Regions from separate parts of the Homo sapiens genome. Here region 2 is linked to region 1. Evidence: chromatin contacts called from ENCODE Hi-C or POLR2A ChIA-PET data. All regions are on one chromosome and are shown on one strand. Each heading gives the region's core, a stretch centred on a gene start or an enhancer-like site at or near the end of the contact. The rest is flanking DNA. Distances are from core to core; before and after follow the strand shown.

Evidence for each region. A loop is a pair of places that touch in the nucleus more often than their neighbours do. ChIA-PET counts read pairs that join two places held with the same protein, here RNA polymerase II (POLR2A). Pooled maps may share reads with other maps.
Region 2: a loop to region 1 is called in a map of sigmoid colon, with 2.7 times the contacts of the local background. The contact joins the enhancer-like site here to the promoter of RGS3 in region 1. A Hi-C loop is called at or near these places in 13 of 168 maps with a recorded cell type or tissue (CD8-positive, alpha-beta T cell, Caco-2, IMR-90 and 9 more), 8 of 37 single-sample maps with no recorded cell type and 20 of 50 pooled maps. POLR2A ChIA-PET finds 5 or more read pairs at or near these places in 9 of 52 experiments (CD4-positive, alpha-beta memory T cell, GM12878, OCI-LY7 and 5 more).

What each region holds. Positions count from the first base shown.
Region 1 is chr9:113,462,148-113,465,131 of GRCh38, reverse strand. RGS3 (regulator of G protein signaling 3) reads right to left here and starts at 1,405. Exons shown (of 23, transcript NM_001394167.1): 1 at 1,251-1,405. The coding sequence starts at 1,329. RefSeq lists enhancers at 593-1,547, 1,548-2,502.
Region 2 is chr9:113,522,385-113,525,368 of GRCh38, reverse strand. It overlaps RGS3 (regulator of G protein signaling 3), which reads right to left. Exons shown (of 23, transcript NM_001394167.1): 15 at 2,328-2,439. Among named protein-coding and RNA genes, the nearest start is that of RGS3, 60 kb to the right of the region's middle. RefSeq lists enhancers at 152-962, 1,594-1,653. Within about 2 kb of position 1,413, at least 26 of the 41 ENCODE cell types and tissues checked have a DNase peak (open chromatin) inside an H3K27ac peak, as active enhancers do; they include CD8-positive, alpha-beta T cell, GM12878, OCI-LY7 and 3 more, where a contact is called at or near this core.

The sequences.
Region 1 (2,984 bases), core at 156-2,655:
CAGGAATTGCCTCCTACGCTGGGGCATTAAGTGAGATAATGCAGGTAAAACACTTGGCATAAGGAATGGCAATGGTAAGTTCTCAACAAATGATGGCTAGTTAATTGCCCTTTATCGTCCACCAACTAGACCAGTGAATTCCTGCTGCCAGACGTCAGGCAATTTCAGAGGCCAAGCCACTGCTCTTCCATCATTCCCTCTACCCCTAAGGAAAAAAAGCAGGTTGTGGAAAACCAAATATGTTGAGCAGGAGTAAGCCTGAAAACAGAAGAGCCAGGAACCCCAGGGAGGGACCAAACTCCTTGGGCACTCTGTCTTTGAAAGCTGGGCAATGTCCAGTAATGTTTCAGTAACAGCCCCAACCTTTAGAAGGAAATTGTATGCAAGTTCAAACAAAAATGCGCTGGACAGGTCATCTCTGGAAAGCTTGAGCTCAGCTACGAACTCTGCCACTGGCTCATGGAAGATCTCTTGGTTTCAAGTCTTCACAGAGGAAAAATAACCCCTCTCCACAGAGAGTTGCAGGACCAGTGAGGAAATGAAGGGTTACCCTCAAGGGTAGGGTTGTTACCTTTACTATGGCTACCAGGAAGGCCAGGTTTGCCCAGACCTTTGGGCAGCTGCCGCCCAGCTGTTATTTGGGGGAACTCAGTCTGCTACTTAGGGGCTTGGGAGTGAAGCCTACTGTTCACTTCTTTCCACCTCAAACCCTGAGGCAGCCCTGGGACCCTCCTAAGGGATTGTTCTTTCTTGGAGGAGAGAATTCTCCCATCTCCACTGTGGCTCAGATACCCAACAAAGTCAAATTGCAGCCTCCCCACAAGGCAGCAGGGCCAAAGGGCCCAGCACCTGTCCGCTCCCTGAGCCAAAGGAAAGTGGGTGAATGAGATCTCCAGTTGCTATAACAAGACCTTGATTTAACCTGAGCTGCTTGCTAATGAGAAACTCCGTGGTGACAACCCAGGTCTCTGAAAGATTAACCAGAGCGTGATTATTCCAGCCAAGTGAGGCAGAACCAACCGCAGTTGGCACTCATGGCCGGGCAGCAGGTGGTGTCCAGCAGCTTGCTTGGACTGAGCCTGTGCCCTGAGCCCCTCCTGGGCAGTCACAGGAGAAAGGGGCCAGAGAAGGTGCCCCTAGATAGAAAGAGCACCTGCTCCCAGCCTCCCCTGTCACCACGAGGGGCTGCGTTTCTGGGCGCTGGGAGCAGGGTGAAGCAGCCCCTGCCGCCAGCCCCAGCGGGCACTTACCAAAGGTGGTGAGGTAGAAGGACAAGTCCGGGTGGGCACGCCGGCTCCCGAGGGAGACGCGGTGCAGGGAGCGCTCCATGGCGTCCCACTGCGACCCGGACAGGAGCGTCTGCAACCCGAGGCGGCTGTGTTGCTCCCCAGTAACCGGAGTCTCCAGGGCGGGAGGAGCGCGAGCGGGAGGTAGGGCTGCCCCAAGCGTTGGAACGGCCAGGGCGCGCCCGGCCCTGATTGGCCCGCGCGGGTTTGAATGGGGAGAGTTCCACCTGCCGGAGCAGAGCTGGGCCGGGGTGGGGGAGGCGGCGCCGCCGACCCGCGCTGAGCAGCGACGGCAGCCACCCAAGGAGCCAGCAGGACGGTGCGGCCACCCCGGGTATCCCGGCCCCAGCACCGCGCTCCCGGTTGGAAATGCCAGTCCCACGAGAAGGCCCAGTCCGGGGTGCCCACTCTGGGCAGGCTTGGCCTCCTCGTCCAGCTCTCCTAGACCAGCAATTAGTCGGGTTTATAACCTGCTTTGAAGCTCAGGCCTATAATCATTAGATCCAAGCAAAGGCAAAGGAGCACCCGATGGCCCAGGGCAGTGAGGTTTGGAAAAGTGTTCTCTGCGCTTGGACAGGTCGCCCCCCACCATGCTGCATCCTCTTCCCAAACCCTGCATCCTGGATCACTCTCTTGAGCCTCCTCTTGAACAAGTGCTGCCTGACACAGGTCCGGATGGGAGCAGCTTGCTCCAACCAACCTGATGGCCCCCCGTCCCACAGCCTGATGCCATCGGACAGCAGGACAGGCCCACAGCCTCTGAGAAAGAGGAACGCACAGGAAACGGAGTGGGGTGGGTGAATCCCCCAGCCTGGTGCGGGGAGGCAGAGCTGGAAGGTCAAACCCTGCTTTGCTGCTTTGTCAGCAAACATTTACAGGACACCTCCTCGTAGCAGTTTCACACCAAGACATCTGCTCTGCAAATCTCTGTTGCCACTGTGGGAAGGAAAGCTGTTAGTCTCGTGTAAATCTAAAAATGGGAAGTGTTGGTATTTGTCCCTGTTCCCCAGACTTCATCGCCAAGTGGATATTTGTGGTTCAGTGATCCACTCAAAAACAAGATGGGGAGATGCAAGACAGAAAGTGGAGAGAAGAGTTATGTGTTGAGTACCAGATGCCAGAGGCTGAGCTGAGCTGGGCAATTTACACACATCATCTCAGTTAATCTTCACGGTAAGTCTAATAAGTATTAGCCCCAATTTACCAGGAAGAAATCTGAACCTCAGGCAGAGAAGACAGGTGACATGCCCAAGGTTTGCAGAGCTAGGAATAGGCAGAGCTGAAATTTGAACCCAGGCCTGTCTGCCCCAAACGCCATTGTCCTATTCTTCCTTGGCCTCCACATCTGCCCCATGGCCAACAGCAGGTGGAAGGAGCAAACGCCACAGGGTCAGGTGGCCACCAGCGAGGAGCAGAAACTGCAGAAGGAGCCCTGAATCAGCAAACTGGTGATAAATCACATAAATGCCGTAGGATTGTTTGAATCCTGGCACTTCGTGAAGTCCTGCCCTGCTCTTTACTGCACCCCCCCACCCCACCCCACTCTCCCCCTCCAACCCCGGTTACACACACACATGGTGAACACTGCCTTTAACAAGAGCAGGTCCACTCTCCTAGCCTCAAGCCAGTGACAGATGGACTTACCTGCACCCTGGACTTTGGCATGCGTGATCCTCTTCCTGGCTGGAGAAGTTTGAG
Region 2 (2,984 bases), core at 164-2,663, 60 kb before region 1:
CACTAAACTTCCATGAGCCTCTGGGCCCACAAGCCTGTCTCAGGGGAGTGGGGGCAGCTGGGGGAAGGCAAGGGCTCTATCGGTGCCTGGAAAGAAATCTAAGCGTTGGATTGTGCACCTAGAAATGGAGCCATTTCCATCCCTCTCAGCAGCTCTCAGGCTCCCTGGAGTTTGGCCCCAAACCATCTATCCAAAAAAATCCAGGGCAGGCAGACACATGCACACACACACACACAGGCCCCTCTCCCACACCAACCCAAGGGGCTCTTCCGTCCATGGTGGTCTCTCCTGAGAAGTACTGCCTTGGCCATCCTCAGCCCTTGTGCAGCTCGCCCTCCATCTGCAGGGAGAGGAAGCCACAGTGCCAAGCTTACACAAGGCTGCAGCTCAAAAGCAGCTCAGCACCTGGAGAGTCTCTGTGACACCCCAAGGCCCCACACCACCCACCTTGACCATCACAACCCAGTGGAGGATGGAGCACACCCCACCCCTAGCTTCAAGTCTGGGGCCTGGGGCCTCCAGAAGGGGAGATCCCAACCAATTCCCCAACCAGGCCCCCAGAGGGGTAGAGGCAGGATAATATAGGCATGGTCCAGCAGCTGCTCACAGCAAGCTCTGGGGTTCTGTGTGAGGGCATCAGAGCTGGGAGGGACACAAAGCGCTGGCCCCACCCTTAGTTCCCAGTCAGAGAAACTGAAGGCAAAGGGAAAGGGCCAGCTGAAGCCACACAGCACAGCACAGCAGTACCACGCCCAGATCCCAGACTCCCAGCCACTGCCCTCAGCTCCTCTACTACCTTCTCCCCGCAACCTCCACCTCCACCCAAATTGTAGCCAGTGTGAGCCTTGCTTCTCTTCCCTCCCTCCTTCTCGCAGGAAGCTGAGCAAACCAGGGTCCTGGGTTATAGCTTCAGCCTTGTAATGTGCACAACAGAGAGAGGGTTCCATTCATGTACCAACCAGGGCATATTACTGAGCCCTGGCCCATCCAGTGCTCCTCCCTCAAATGTGATGGGGTCCTAGACTGTCTGGGCTGGGGGCAGGGAGGGGGAAGCAGAGAAGAAGGGACTCGGTGTGAGTGCATGTGTGAATATGCACACTGCAGGCTGGAGAATGGGCATATGGGAAGCTGGGTGTGAGGGAGCCAGGGAGGGGCTGGGGGTATGGAGAGGATGGCAGGAAAGCCCAGGAACAGAGGCCACTGGAACTCCAACCTAATGCCCTCCAGCAGGCATGGGGAACTCTGGGAATGCCAGTGCCGGAACTGGAGTTGCTCAGGCGGCTTCTTCCCACCGCCCTGTGGTCAGGCTGAGCCCGCCTGGAGGGAGGAGCTGACCCAGTGAGGTGACTTGCTTTTCCCTTCCATGGACAGGGGAAAGGCCAGAGCCCGAGATGGAGAAGTTGTCAGTGGCTTCCTGTGGGGAAGTGAGAGTGGCGGTTCTCATACTGAATGGGTTTCCGAGGAGGAGGAACACTCAGGCACTAAGCAGGCAGGACAGTTTGCAAACAGCCAGGAAGCTTTCCCGAGCAAACCCCACCAAAACAGAATTCTTTCACTGGGTAATATTTTCCTCTCTGCCCCTGTCACCCATCCTCAAACGGGTCTGTTGTTTTCATGATCTGGGAGAGGAAACCGAGCCCCTCTCAGCAGAGACCTCAGGCGCCAAACCAAACCACTGACAGATACTCCCAGCTGGCTTCCCCTCCCACGAGTGGAGGGCGTGGTGGAAAGTTTGGGTTAGAAATTCCCTCCACGCTCCCACATGTGCCTGAGCCCCAGCGGCTTGGGCTCCGCAGGGCCATGCAGCTGAGTAGAGCCGAGTTGCGGTCTCTGTCCACAGATCTGTGGGGTGAGTGGGTGGCAACAAGTATTTATTGGGCACCTGTTATGGGCCAGGCACTTTGCATTTATGACCTAGCTTAATCTTCACAGCAACCTTCTCGGTTACTATTTTTATCCCTATTTACACGGGAGGAAACAGTCTCAGAGAGGCTGAGTACAGTGCCCACAGTCATCCCAGTATGGAGGGACAGGGCCAAGATTTGAGCACAGGTCTGTCTGAATCCAAAGCTCTTCCTACCCGACTCCACAGCCTCTCTGGAAAGTCTCTAGAATAGAAACTTCCCTGAAAACCTCAGGTATATCAGAAGGCTTACCAGCCTAGAAAGAATGCCAGTGTCTGAGACCTACTAGCCCATGGACAGAGCCCAGCAGCACACACTCCAGTGCCCTACGGATGACTGGCAGCCAGATCCCAGAGGGCTGCCCAGAGCAGTGGGACTGGGGCAAGTTGAGAGGGGCTCTGGGCACCTACGGCATCTGCTTACCTTCCTGCAGCTTCACACTCTGGAGGTAGAGGGGGTTCCTCAGGACGTCGCAGCGGCCAGGCTCGTCCTCCTTGGTGAAGAGCAGCAGGTCCGAATAGGCAAACAGTGTCACCTGGGTTGACAGAGAGCAAACAGAACTGGCTACTTTGCTGTCCTCTGGAGGCTGAGAGCCACAACCTCCCCGAGAAGGTGGGGAGCCACAGCCTCCCCAGATAATGCATCCTCATCATCTCACACAAAACCAGGAGCAGTGCTCAGTACAGCCTCAGCCAAGGGCAGTCCTGACCTGCAGTCAAGATGGCCCCATCACCCTCCAGCTTCCTATACTTCCACTCCTCAAAGTAGGAAAAAAGCAAACAGAAGGGGAAAAGTGGCCCTCACCCTCCATGGCAGCTGGTCTCTGCAAGCCTCTCCACAGCCTGATCCCCGAAGCCTACATCTCTGACCAAATGCTCCTGGAGCCTCCAGCCCAGCACCTGGGGCTTGGAGCAATCCTTAAGCTGTAAGATTTTCCATATTTGCTTTTATTCTGCTCTAAGTGTCTGGCTGAAAGAGCACTGGACTTGAAAGTCAGAAGTCAGGAGGCTCCTATCCCAGCTCTGCCACCAACTAGCCACAAAAATATTGGCTTAAACCCCTTAACCCCTTCAGTTTTCT